Regions from separate parts of the Mus musculus genome. Here region 1 is linked to region 2. Evidence: chromatin contacts called from ENCODE Hi-C or POLR2A ChIA-PET data. All regions are on one chromosome and are shown on one strand. Each heading gives the region's core, a stretch centred on a gene start or an enhancer-like site at or near the end of the contact. The rest is flanking DNA. Distances are from core to core; before and after follow the strand shown.

Evidence for each region. Hi-C counts contacts between places; a loop is a spot of excess contacts on that map. ChIA-PET counts read pairs that join two places held with the same protein, here RNA polymerase II (POLR2A).
Region 1: a loop to region 2 is called in a map of heart, with 1.9 times the contacts of the local background. The contact joins the enhancer-like site here to the promoter of Pm20d1 in region 2. A Hi-C loop is called at or near these places in 1 of 37 maps with a recorded cell type or tissue (heart). POLR2A ChIA-PET finds 5 or more read pairs at or near these places in 3 of 5 experiments (all embryonic stem cell).

What each region holds. Positions count from the first base shown.
Region 1 is chr1:131,835,008-131,842,340 of GRCm38, forward strand. Slc41a1 (solute carrier family 41, member 1) reads left to right here. Exons shown (of 11, transcript NM_173865.3): 3 at 4,108-4,215; 4 at 5,170-5,241; 5 at 5,848-5,992; 6 at 6,121-6,267; 7 at 6,978-7,125. Among named protein-coding and RNA genes, the nearest start is that of Slc41a1, 11 kb to the left of the region's middle. Within about 2 kb of position 4,450, at least 1 of the 3 ENCODE cell types and tissues checked has a DNase peak (open chromatin) inside an H3K27ac peak, as active enhancers do.
Region 2 is chr1:131,794,623-131,801,350 of GRCm38, forward strand. It overlaps Pm20d1 (peptidase M20 domain containing 1), which reads left to right and starts at 2,773. Exons shown (of 13, transcript NM_178079.3): 1 at 2,773-2,964; 2 at 3,974-4,060; 3 at 6,472-6,704. The coding sequence starts at 2,796.

The DNA.
Region 1 (7,333 bases), core at 3,200-5,699, 42 kb after region 2:
GTCCAGATAGTGTGATTTCCAGGCTGTATTCTGTGAGTCGGGAAGACTTCTTCTGCAGGGGGCTGCTACTGGCCCTGATCCTTTCCTTTGCCGATACACCCTATCTCATCCTGCCCAAAATCCCACAACTTCTAGGTTCCCCTGTAGTTCAAAGCAGAGGGTGCGTATGTATTGAAAGGAGAAAATTAGGGGTGCTTAGGGTGGCAGCTAGGGGAGTTAACTGAACTTTATACGTTCTTTTCTCCAGGATTTTATTGCTGTGTAGCCCAGGCTAGACTCACTCACATGTCTCAGCATCCTGAAGATAGACTTACAGGCTTGTCCCACCAACCCCGCTATATATTTTTTTCCTTGATGATACTATATGCTATACTCCTTACAAACAGTCCATACACTTTGAGAGCTTCCCTCTACTCTTTCCTCTTTATCGGCATACACCCATCACCTTCAGAGAGCTAGCAGCTGAGATACAGGAAGGCAGGCATTTGAGATGAGGGTGGGATGAGGGACTGTGTTCTAAGAGAGCTCCCCGGGCCCACACTCATTAAGGGAGGGAAAGAATCCTTCCCTCTCTGAAGCTGCTTGCCCATTGTGAGCAGACGGAACAAGGCTGCTTAGGCCTCAGCTAAAGGGAGCTGGATCCCCAAGGCTGTCTCTCCCAGCCTTGTCCAACAGTAACGGTCCCGGGGCTCATGAGGCACCTCACAGGGGCTGCCTAAGAGCGGGGAAGATCTTCACCTTCCCCGGTGTTTGAAAAGCAGTGGCTGAAAGGTCAGAACTGCCATGGGGTCGGGAGTGCCTCTTCTTTCCTGGGAGTCTTCAGAGAGTCCAGGTCCTTTAGGAGTCACTACAAAATCCTAGGCCTAGGAGCTCAGACAAGGCTATGCTGCAGCCCTGCAACAAATGAGCTGTTCTCTGGATCCTGTTCACTTCACACACTCTAAGAACACTAACAAGAAGGCAAGTTCTTCGCCTTATAGGACCACCAGTGTCTTCATCTCTGCTCCCTGGCCCAACCTTGTGCATCTTGTTGTTTGTTTGTTTATTTGTGATAAAGTTTCTCTTTGTACCTCTAGCTATCTTCAGACTCCCAATCCTCCTGCCTCAGTCTCTGAATGCTAGAATTACAGACACACCATCTGGGTTGTTTGTATGTTTACTTTTAATGTTGCAGAAAATCACATAACACAAAACTATACCGTAACCATCTTGAAGTATGTAAACTACATTCTCAGCTCCACTCTGCATCCACGGAATGCTGATCCTGTTCTCTCCAGGCCCTTTGCCCTTAGCAACCACAATTCATTCTCTCTCTCTCTCTCTCTCTCTCTCTCTCTCTCTCTCTCTCTCTCTCTCTCTCTCTGTGTGTGTGTGTGTGTGTGTGTGTGCGCACATGTGCACACTTCTATGAATATGATGACTACTGCAGACCTTATGTAAGTGGAATCATGCAATATTTGCCTTGTCATGGCTGACTGTTGTGGTAGAATGTCCTTAAGAATGTCCTTAAGTTGTGGCATGGGACAGGATTTCCTTTTCAAGACAGTCATACTTCAATATTTGTATACCATATTGTACTGGTCCACTCAGCTATTGGTGGACAGTTGGATCAATTCTACCTCTTGGCTGTCATGAATACATGAAGCTATGAACAGGAGTGGACAGATATTTCTTCAAGATCCTGCTTTCACTCAGTTATTTTGGATAAATACTTAGGACTCAGGGCTAAGTAGTCAGGAGAAGAAATAGGATTGCTAGACCATATGGCCATTGTACTTGTTTAATTGTTCATTTGTGTGTGTGTGTGTGTGTGTGTGTGTGTGTGTGTGTGTGTGTGTTACATGAATTGTATACATGTTGTATGGGTATGTGCACATACATGGAGACCAGAGGTCAACATAGGACATTTTTTTTCTGTTGCTCTCCACCATATGTGTGTGTACACACACAAGCACTCTTTTTTGTGTATGCATGTTTTCCCTGCACATGCACATCTGTGCATCATGTGCATGCCTAATGCTTCTGGGGAGGCCAAAAAAGGGTGTCAAATCTCTTGGGAATTTAGACAGTTGTGAGCCACTATGTGGGTGTTGGGAATAGAACCCCAGTCCTCTGCTAGAGGAATGAGTGCTCTAAACCACTGTGCCATCTCCCCAGACCCACCTCTTACCTTAGCTTTTTGAGATAGAGTCTCTCACTGAACCTGCAGCTCCCTGATTGGCTAAGCTGGTGACTCATTAATCTTCAAGGCCCAGCAAGCCTTAGTGCTGGGGTTAGGGACACTGCTGAGCCTGGCTTTTCACGCGCAGGTTAGGGAATCCAGACTCTAGTACAGAGACTTGTGTAGCAAGCATTTTACAGACCGAGCCATCTCCCCAGCATATTTGGGTATTTATTTATTTGGTTGATTAGTTTGGGGTTTTTTTTTGGTTTTGGTTTTGGTTTCAAGACAGGGTTTCTTTGTGTAGCCCTGGCTGTCCTAGAACTCTCTGTAAACCAGACTGGCCTCAAACTCAGAGATCCACCTACCTCTGTCTCCCAAGTGCTGGGCTTAATTAAGGTGTGCGCCACCACTACCACCTGGCTTATTCATTTTTAAGACAGTCTTGCCACGTAGATAGCTGGCCCTGAGCTTTCAGAAATACCTATACCTCCCAAGTGCTGGGCATACACATGCAGTTGATTTTTAGTGTGAGGAACTGTCTTATTGTTCTTCAAAGTAGCCCCATTTTATAGTCCCACCAATAGTGCAGACATGTTCCCATCTCCATGTCTGTGCTAATACTTGGTATTTTCTGTTTGTCCTCTTAACTGTCTTAACAGGCATGAGGTGACCTCTCACTGTGGTTTGGATTGGCAGCCTTGTTCTTTAGCAGTAGGGTCGAGGGGCTGGAATTGCCTTATGAGCTAGCTCTCTAGTCTAGCCCCTGACCGCTTAAGCAGGAGCTTGGTGCCTTGTAGCATGTCTGAAGGCCCCAGCCTGCCATCCATCGTGAGAAAGCTTGCTGAGGAAGCAGCGTGAGAGCCCTCGCTGTATCTCTTAGAGGCTCATAAGGCTCTCAGCTCAGCACACTTACGTTACAGCTCCTTGTCTCCAGACACCCAAAAGAACCTGTATACCTCCACCTGCTGCCTGCCCCTCCTCCCCTCACAAACGTGCAGGCTTTCCATTCTTAGAACTCCATGCCCTTTAGGGCGGGAGGGTGGTGGGGATAATCCCAGCTTCTTTAGGGAAATCCTCAGTTTTGGTTACAACTAAGGGGACTTTGAGTGGCCAACCTAGGTTCCAACAGTAACTAAGACAGTACTTCCTGAGCCTCAGTTTTCTCATGCGCAAAATGGGAACAAAAAAAAAAAAAAAAAAAAACCTCTTTATTGGCTTGTTGAGGTGACTAAGTGAAAAAAAAATGCATTAACATAGGTTGGCCAAGGAAGTTGGTGGGAGAGCCAGGACTGATTGACCCAGGACTAGAACCCATATCTCCTGACTCCAGGCCCAGCCTCTCCCAACAGGGGTGTATTTGCTTCTGTTAGCTAAGAGATTGGGTGCATAGAAAGGAATCAGAAATCTATTGCAGATCAGCATAGGAGAAGCAATGTCTAAATTCAGAACCTGCTAGGGGAAAGTCACTGTGGCTGAGACCCAAAGCCCTTGGAAATAGAAACCAAACAAACGCTCTAGTCACCCCGGCCCCAGCCCTGTGGAGCTGAGCTCTCCACAGCTGAGACAACACCTCCCAAGGCCGAGGCCACAGAGCAACTGGATAAAGGCAGGCGAGGGGGCTGCAGAGTGCTCTCTGAGAGAGTATATCACTAAGGGTTCTAGAACATAAGCCAGCGTGGGGTGGCTCCTCTGCAAGGTCCCCATGAAAGCATATTAGAAGTCAGGCTAGGGATCCCTCCTGTTCTGAGATGGTGGCTAGGCTGTGCTTTTTGGAATTCATAGACTTATTCTACTTTTAGGCTTCTTGCGGGGAGGTAAGGTGCCTCTCGTGCTTGCTCCAGCTGGCCCTGTTTCCCTCTGCTGTCCCCTGACCCCACTCTGTTCAGCTCCAATGCCAGTCCTTTGAGGTACTGAAATTCTTGGACTCTGTGTTCATCTTATAGCACTGGGAGGTCTTCCAGAAGGTGACAGAGGTCTTCATCCTGGTGCCTGCACTGCTGGGGCTCAAAGGGAACTTGGAAATGACCCTGGCGTCGAGGCTGTCCACTGCAGTGAGTGTCCTAGCTGTGGGAAGTAGGGGAGAGGGTCAGGGAGAAGGTAGCAGGCAACATGGAGACTGGTAAGTCTCCACACAACTGCCTGGGCTGGGGGAGGAAAGGGAAGCCGTGGAGGGAGATCCCAGACTGGGTGTCCTGTCCCTGGGCAGGGGCTCCCTGCCCAGAATGGTTCCCAGGCTCAGGCTTTGGATGTCCCAGCCATCCCTGGATGCCTGCCCCACCTCCTGCTTTGCAACCTGCCTCGTGACTGTTTGTGCAGCTTTGACAGGCAGGCATCATGCTGGTCCCTCCAGCCACACAGGTGGGGGCCTCCTCTGATCTCCAGCCCTACTCTGCAGCTGGGCAGGAGCAGAGCCAGGCCTTCCCCACACCCCTTCAAACCACCCCCTTTCCCTGTGGCAGCTTATTCTTCAAGAGAATTGGCCTTTCCACCTCCCAAAATCCTTTAGATCAGCCACAGATAGACATTTCGTGGACTGAGCCCAATAGAAAGCCATGGCTGAGAGGCAAGAGGTGTTAAAACTCAGGACCAGGCATGTCTCTCCGTGGCCAAGTCTGGAGAAGATGGTGTTGAGGGCAGCTAGCCTAACCCACCCCAACTTGTTCTTCCTTTCTCCTGGCTGGTGCAACCCACTCTTTCCTTTCCAAATACTGGCAGCCTCAGCCCTTGGGCCAGCAACTGACCTTGCCTTCCCTAAGAGAACAGGCTGCTTCTGGGCCAGGACAGTTATACAGACCCATGCAGGAACGTGCTGCCTGGATAAACAGGACAGAGTGGGATCTGCCACAAGCCCCCTCACAGCCCAGAGTACACCTGCCCTGGGTGCTCTCTTGCTCTGGCCCTAGAGCCTTAGGCTATCTATATGCATTGCTTTTTTGATCCAGTCAAACAGATAGAGCCCCAAACCCTGTGCAGCCTGCTCCAGCCCCTCACCCTCCCTCTTTCAGGCCAACATTGGACAAATGGACACACCTAAGGAGCTCTGGCGGATGATCACGGGGAATATGGCCCTTATCCAGGTAAGAAAACATAGACCAGAGACAATAGGCTAAGCATCTCCTTAGTCAGGAATCCCTGAAAGGCTTAGGTCAGCCCAGCTGGATCCTATGTGATTCTCCGGCATCTGCAAAGTAGGCTAGGAGGTGACTAGTTACTCAGGAAAATGGCCAAGACAGGGAGTGCCCCAGCAGCTTCCATATCACATGTCCAGGCACTAGGTGGTTTGGGGGATTTTGAGCCTTCACTAATCTTTGCAGTAGAATCAGATGTGTGAATGTTAGAGTGTCCTCTGCCACTGCTGTCCCATCTTCCCAGGAGGCCACACAGATCAAATTTCTTCCCCCTTGAATCCTGGGCCTTGACTCTGACTGATCTCTGGGCTGTTGATTCTCACCCCATCTCCAGAGAAGCATCCAACCAGCCAGTAACATGTCTGGATTTTTGTAGGGTACATTACCCTATTCTAAGGTAGCACAAAAACTAAATAAAGTCATCCTTCTAGCCTGCAAGAACTGTAGGGCCCAGTCCTGCGTGCTTGCTAAGGACCAGGAATTACCCATTGGGTGTTTAGTGACCTCAGCTAAGGAGCTCTGCTCCAGACTCCACATTACCATGCCTCTCCCCAGGTACAAGCCACGGTGGTAGGCTTCCTGGCATCCATCGCAGCCGTCGTCTTTGGCTGGATCCCTGATGGCCACTTTAGCATCCCACACGCCTTCCTGCTATGCGCCAGCAGTGTGGCTACAGCCTTCATTGCCTCCTTGGTCCTGGGTAAGGAAGGGAAGGCTCAGGGTGTGGGGGTGCTGCTCACTCTGTCTTGCACGTCGACGTTCCCTTTTGTTTATTAATATCTTTTTCCCCTTCTCACCCTACCCGGCCTGCCTCTCCTTCCTCACCAGGTATGATCATGATCGGAGTCATCATTGGGTCTCGAAAGATTGGGATCAACCCAGACAACGTAGCCACGCCCATCGCCGCTAGCCTGGGCGACCTCATCACCTTGGCACTCCTCTCAGGCATCAGCTGGGGACTCTACCTGGAACTGAGTAAGGCTAAGGCCACTGAGAATGGCTTGGGTGGGACTGGGAGAGATAGGGACCATTTTGCAAGCGTGTGAAGATTTTTCCTGTACTGTTAACTGTACGAACAGTTTGTCACAACTTCTGGGCGCAGGGTAGCAAGGCTAGATAGACACTGATGTCAGATCCTGTAGGCAGGCACCAGAGGAAGGACCGTATCAGCACTCATCCCTGCCTGACCCTAGGGGTTTTGTTTCTCCTGGAGAGGTGAGATGTGGGGAAGGGAAAGGAAAGAATGGAAGACTAGAATCTGCTAGCAAACTGGAGAGGAGGATGGATGGGAGGCAGAGATTGCTGGGATCAGACCAGGAGACATACAGTCTGCTCTCTGCCTGTTAACTTTCTTGCCTCAACTGGGCATGGTGGTGCGCACGCACACCTATGATCCCAGCTACTCAAGAGGAAAAAGCAGGAAGACCGTATGAGGCCAACTTGGGCTCCATAGTATGGCACTGTCTGAGAAGCCATACAGTGCCTGGGTAGCTCTAATACTTCATTTCTTCCTCTGCAAAATGGGCAAAGCTGGCCTCATTGATGAGGTGAGGTGCTGTGCATCCAGGCACTTAGGGTAGAATGACTGACTGTGGATGAGCTGGTCTCTTGGGACATCTGCAGCTTAAGCTGGGGAAAGCTGGGAACTAAAGGTGCTTATTTCCCTCTGATCTCTGCCCCCACAGAGCACTGGCGATACATCTATCCCCTGGTGTGTGCCTTCTTTGTGGCCCTGCTGCCTGTCTGGGTGGTGCTGGCCCGAAGAAGCCCGGCCACAAGGGAGGTGTTGTATTCAGGCTGGGAGCCTGTCATCATTGCTATGGCTATCAGCAGGTATGCTGGGGCCCTGGGTTCTCATCCCCTGTACCAACCTCACCATAGACCCCATCTGAACCCCTAGAGGGGCAGAAACGGAGCACATACTGGAAATGCATTAGTAGTGTCAGCCATGTGTCCTACTGCAAGTGACAGGAATGATCTCTACTAGGTTTCATTCCAAAGCAGAACATACTGACCTTGGGAACTAAAAAGCAGCCGCATT
Region 2 (6,728 bases), core at 1,523-4,022:
AAGGTTTAGAAAAGACAGTGAAATCCCAAACTTTCCTTTCTCTCCATTGCACAATTCTTCCTGATGTCTAACCATCCAAGCCTTTTTGGTTCAGGCTAATGGAGAGGAATCAGCTGCTGACTATAAACAGCTGTGAGCTCTGGATTTGCTGAAAGCTAATTGTGAACCAGTCTGGCTCGTGTGATTGCTCCCTGTCTCCTCAGCTGGGTCAGCTAACCAGCTGCTTCTGATGAATGCCCCGTTGCCTGAATCCCCTCCCCGCTTTTAACCCAGCCTTTCAGTCCTCCTGGGAAAGATCAGCAGTATCTAAGAGCCATATATTGCCCCATATCTTTAACTAGCTAAAATAACTAGGTCAAAAGAAAGCTCCTTAGCATAAAGGACAAAATGACTACCTATAGTACCCATCGGCATACCAGGAAAGGTGCCTGCGGAAAACCCAATAGGCCCAGATCTATCAACAGGTAGACTCATTAGCTGAAATAATTCTACAGTATGGCAAGGCAGTTGACCTGCTTTATGCAGAACAAGGAGGTATTTTGTGTCTATAAGAAAAGAACGTTGTTTCTATATGAATCACTCAGGAAACATTAGAAATAATCTGACTGTATTAAGAAAGCATTGCAAGAAGGAGGGGGGTGGCTGAGATGAAATAAATGACTTGCCACTCAGTCTCATCTCCAGGCTCTTCCTAGGTAGGAATGGATGTCAGCCATCGCAGGACCTTTGATCCTTCTGGCTCTGTTTTAAGTGCTGTTTTGGCTCTTGCATCATTCATGTCTTAACTGGATTAAACCCTACCACTAAGCTAATGGTTATTAGATCCCAATATAAACAGGTGCCCACATGGAAGTCAAGGATTTGACTCAGGATACAACTCCATGGGGGGGGGGGGGATGTGAGAACCAGTTGTTTTAATGATTGTGTCTAAGCGGTCCATAAAGCAAAAAATGCCTCTAACCTGTATGACCCTTGCCCCGGGAGAGATGCTTCTGAAAATGCTGGAGGCTAGTGTCCATGTTCTCACTCCCCTAAACTGGTTAGTTTGGCCCAACTGCACCCAATGTGCTTGATCACATGTGGGTGGGAGGTGCATGGGCAGGATTATTGCAGAATGCACGCCTGCCACATTTGGATGTAGCCCTTACTAAACTCACTAGAACACATACATGCACACACGAGAGCGTGCACACGCATGTGCACACACACACACCAGACAAAGACTAGTTGGGATAAGAGGTTATCAGTGGATGTGTGTGTGTGTGTGTGTGTGTGAGAGAGAGAGAGAGAGAGAGAGAGAGAGAGAGCGAGAAGAACAGCTTAGGAATAAATTTAATCAAAATATATACATGAATAAAGTGTACTAATGAAACCTGTCTAGAGGGACAGTACTGTGTTTCGTTTTCTCTGTCAATTAAAGAATTAAAAGGAAGATCTATTTTCAGAGTTCTAGTAGGACCATCATATTACACCCGAAAAATCAGAGCCCCTCTTGGGGTTCTTGGTGTCGTTAATAAAAGAATTTGAGAACCATCACAAATGGAAGCTTGAGGACAAAGAATACACTCTAACAGAAACTGGGGGACAGTTTGTTGGACTTTAAAAGGAAAACCCCCAGGGCAGGCAGGCTTAACCCTCAAAGCTTTGGGGAAGGGACCTGTAGCACTGGATTAGTTCTTTTTTTTTAATTGGTTATCTTATTTATTTACATTTTCAAATTTCAAATGTTGCCCCTCCCCTTGCCTGGTCTCCCCTCCCATTGATGCCAGACAAGGTCATCCTCTGCTACATGGGACCTCTGGACCCCTCCATGGCTCTTTAGTTGGTGGTTTAGTCTCTGGGAGCTAAGGGGGGTGGGGTCCAGTTAGTTGATACTGTTGTTCTTCCTATAGGGTTGCGATCCCCTTCAGCTCTTTCAGTCCTTCCCCTAACTCTTCTACTGGGACCCCTGTGCTCAGTCCAATGGTTGACTTTGAGTATCTGCATCTGTATTATTAGTCAGGCATTAGCAGAACCTCTCAGGGGACAGCTATACCAGGTTCCTGTCAGCAAGCGCTTCTTGGCATCAGCAATAGTATCCAGTTTAGTGTCTGCAGATGGGATGGATCCCTAGGTAGGGCAGTCTCTGGATGGCCTTTCCTTCAGTCTCTGCTCCGTTTTTTGTCCCTGTATTTCCTTTAGACAGGAACAATTCTGGATTAAAATTTTTGAGATGGGTGAGTGGCCCCAACCCTCAATTGGGGGCCACGCCTATCTACTGGAGGTGTTCTCTACAGGTTCTATCTCCCTTTTGTTGGATATTTCGGCTAATGTCATATCCATTGGGTCCTGGGAACCTCTCGCTTCCCTGGTGTCTGGGACTTTCTAATGGCTACCTCCAGTTCCCCCACCACCACCACTGCTACATATTTCTATTCATTTTCCCAAGGACACAAGGTCACATCTTGGCATGCTAAGAAAAGGTTCAAAACAGGAGCAAACTCGTCGGGGCTGGTTTGTCAAAGCACTACCTATCAACAGACACACTGTTGCAGTTTATGATGAAATTAAAGCTATAACACACACACACACACACACACACACACACACACACACACCTTTGCTCTCATGTAGTAAATGCCAGAACAAGAGCAGGCTAGTCCTGACCCTTGTCTAGAGGGCAGCAACTCAAGGGCGGGTCGCTCGATTGATTGGTTGGTTGCTGTCCAGGTCAATCAATGATTGGTCAGCAGCGAGTCATGCTTTAGGCTATTAGGTCCAAACTCTAGCCCGACTGGTGGCTTTTGGGGAGAGACATGGCTGAGCTACTTGCTAGCTTGCCCGCCTGGGCAGCTGTGCTCCTTCTCTTTTTCGCTACGGTCTCCGGATCCACTGGCCCTAGAAGCAGGGAAAATCGGGGGGCGTCCCGGATCCCTTCCCAGTTCAGCGAGGAGGAGCGTGTCGCTATAAAAGAGGCGCTGAAAGGTGAACCTCCGCCCCCTTGTTCTCAGATCTGAGTCCCTCAGTCCCAGAGGGCCTACCTCCCTCTGCTGAGGGACGCGGGCGGGCCCAGCCAGCGTTCTGCAAGCTTTCGGGACACTGTGCACTGGTCTAGCACTTGCGTCGGTAATCCCTTGCCTAGCCTAGAGGCTCCAGCTTCTCTCCTCTCAGCACTGTTGGCATCCACCCTACCCCTGTCTGCCTCCAAAAAGTATTTGTAGCACTTTCAACTCTAAATCTTTTAACCTTTTCAATCTCTGCGGTGCCTTAAAACAAAACTGTTTGGCTTCGTTAAATGATCTTCCCCAGGACTCCCTCAAGGACAAAGCTCTGGATAACATTGTAGAGTCAGTAGGACTCGCTGGCTCTGAAGAGAATGAATTATTCCTGGGGTGTATGTAATATGTAAGTAGTTCTCCCCTAAAACGGACTTAACAAGGCAACTAACTCATTGGACTTTCAGGAGAAAAGAGCATTTGTGCAGGCTGGTGGGACGGACGCCTTGTCAACTTCTCTTTTCTGTTCATTAAGTAGTGGATTCATTAAAAAAAAAAACTGCCTACACAAACATATGCAAGTCAACACAGTGATCAAATGCTAACCCTTAGTGGAAGATGGATTGTGCACATAGTGAAGTGAGATGCCTGGGAATAGTTTTCCCAGAGCATTGGGCAAATAGTCCTCTGCAAGCTGGTTGGTTGCCATCATCTGTCTATTTTTCTTCTTCTCTTTCTCTTTCTTTCCTTCTTGTTCTTTCTTCTACTACTTCTTTTTCTTCTTTTTTTTTCCTCCTCCTCCTCCGCCGCCTCTTCCTCCTCCTCCGCTTTTCTTCATCTTCTTCATCTTCTTCTCCCTGTCTCCCTCCCTCCCTCCTCCAAAGTTCTGGGATTACAGCTGTGCACCACCACATTCAGCTATGGTTTCAGACTTTTATCAGAAACACTCAACCTCTATCAACCTTAATCGTCTGTCTCTGACCACTGAATCCCAACAGGTGCCATCCAGATTCCCACAGTGTCTTTCAGCCACGAGGAATCCAACACCACAGCCCTTGCTGAGTTTGGAGAATATATCCGCAAAGGTCAGCTACAAACTAAGGGCTAAGGGTGGCAGACATACACTGGAGACTTTGTCCTTGATGGGCAATAAGGAAATATATTTTGCCATTAATAGAAGACAGTCACCTGCTCTGGGGTTGCCTTTTACTTTGTACATAGGATATATAAAGGGGTGAATCCAAATATTCCACAGTGGAGTATAAAGTGAGAACTATAGGTTAGCTTTTGAAGAACTAAAACTGGGAACTAACTGTGGGTTTGGGGTTTGACGCGCCTACATTTTCCCTAAATATGTATCAATTAACGAACTCTACCATTAACAGGTAACACAAGGGATTCACTCTCTTGTGCAAATGTCTAGAACTCTGTTCCAGCACTTCCACCCCTGTTACCATACACATACATGTGGCATGCAGGCACTATGTCTAGTGGGCTCCATTTACAGTAATTATTAACACACTCCTAAGGCCTGCCAGTAATGTGACTAATCTGCCCTGAGAACATCCATACCTGCATACAGAAGTATGGCTGGACAGAACCATTTTTATCTCCACAAAACACAGGGTGGAATGCACTTTTCTTTCTTAATGATAGCATCATTTATAATAACCTAAAATGGAAACAACCACGTATTCATCATTACACAAATAGACAATTAATGTATTCATATTATAGGTGCTGGAAAGATAAGGGCTCCGTGGTTAATTGTACTTACTGCTCTTCCAGAAAACCTGGGTTCAATTCCCAGCATCCACATGGTGATTCACAACCACCTGAATCTTCAATTCCAGGGGATCCAACACCCTCTTGGCACACACATAGTACACTAACATACAATCAGATAAAACATACATATATATTTTAAAGTAAGTAATAACAATTTTAAAAATATTAAATTCAACTGTCCATACCCATGGATTTCATATGTGTGGATTCAATCGACCTTTGATTGAAAATATTAAAAAAAGAAGCTAGGCATGGTGACTCACACCTGTAATCCCAGAACTTGGAAGGCTGAGGCAAGAGGATCATGGGTTTCTAGACTTCATGGTGAAAGCCTGCCACAGAACAAAACAAAACAAAACAAAACAAAACAAAACAAAACAAAACAAAACCATAAGAACTTGCTGTGCTGGATAGTTTAATGTCAACTTGACACAGCTAAAGTCATGAAGAGAAGAGAACCTCCTTCAAGAAAATGCTCTGTAAGATTGGGCTGTAGACAAGCCTGTGGGGCATTTTTCTTAGTGATTGATGGGAGAGGGCCCAGCCCATTGTGGGTGGGGCCACCCCTCGCTGGTAGTCCTGGATTCTGTCAGAAAGCAGACTAAGAAAGCCAGTAAGCAGCACTCCTCCTTGGCCTCTGCATCAGCTCCTGCCTCCAGGTTTTGGCCCTGTTGGAGATCCTGTCCTGACTTCCTTCACTAATGAACAGTGGCAAAAGAAATGTAAGCCAGTTAAACCGTTCCTCCTCCAGTTGCTTTGCTCATAGTGTTTCATCACAGCAATAGGAACCCTAAGACATTTGCATATGGCTCTGTCTCTCTGTCTGCCCCACCCCCATCTGTTTTGGTTTTGAGACAGGGTGTTATTATGGGGCCCCAACTAGCCTTCAGCTAAGGTCCTCCTCCCTCAGCCTCCTGAGTCCTGGGACTGCAGGCACATGGCCATGAAACTTTCTTAAAAGAGACAGATCTCAGAGTTTTGTACATAGTGATCATGTTTACCTCTGAGCAATTTGTGTATGAGAAACTATTACATTCCTATTTACAACAACCCTCAATTGTAAAACTGTTAGTGTGTGATAGCATGTTGATAGAATGGGTCAGATCTTGAGCTATTACCCATAGTGTGTGTGTGTGTGTGTGTGTGTGTGTGTGTGTGTATGTGTATATGTGTATGTGTGTGTTTTGCCTGCATGTATGTCTATGCACTATGTGTATATCTGTGCACTATGTGTGTATAGACCCTTCAGAGGCTAAAGGAGGGTGTCAAATTCCCCTGGAACTGGAGTTACAGGTGGTTGTGGGTCACCATGTAGATGCTGGGAGTTGAACCTGGCGCTCTACAAGAAAAACTAATACTCTTAACCTCTGAGCCATCTCTCCAACCCCTAATATTTAATGGCACAGTTTTAAATAACATATTAAAATAGGAGGGGTTTGATCCTGGAGGGAATATCTGTGTGTGTGTGTGTGTGTGTGTGTGTGTGTACAGTATATTGCATATATTTTATATATATTTATACATATATGGAAGAGGAATTTTAGAAATTCAATAGACAGATCAGAATTTAGATCTAGGGAGCACTCATAGTCAAAAAAAAATGCAGAAAGAAAGAAAAAAAGACTTGGGAACAGGAAATGGTGGGGAAACAGAGGAAACCACCCTGTGGCCCTGGCTTGCTTACTGCTTCTCATCCCTCCTCCTCAAGCCTTCCCTACAGTGTTCCACAGCAGCCTTGTCCAACATGAAGTCGTGGCAAAGTATAGCCACCTGTTCACCATCCAAGGCTCAGACCCCAGTTTGCAGCCCTACATGCTGATGGCTCACATTGATGTGGTTCCTGCCCCGGAAGAAGGATGGGAGGTGCCCCCGTTCTCAGGCCTGGAACGCAATGGCTTCATCTATGGCCGGGGTGCGCTGGACAACAAAAACTCTGTGATGGTCTGCAGTGCTACGCTTACTATC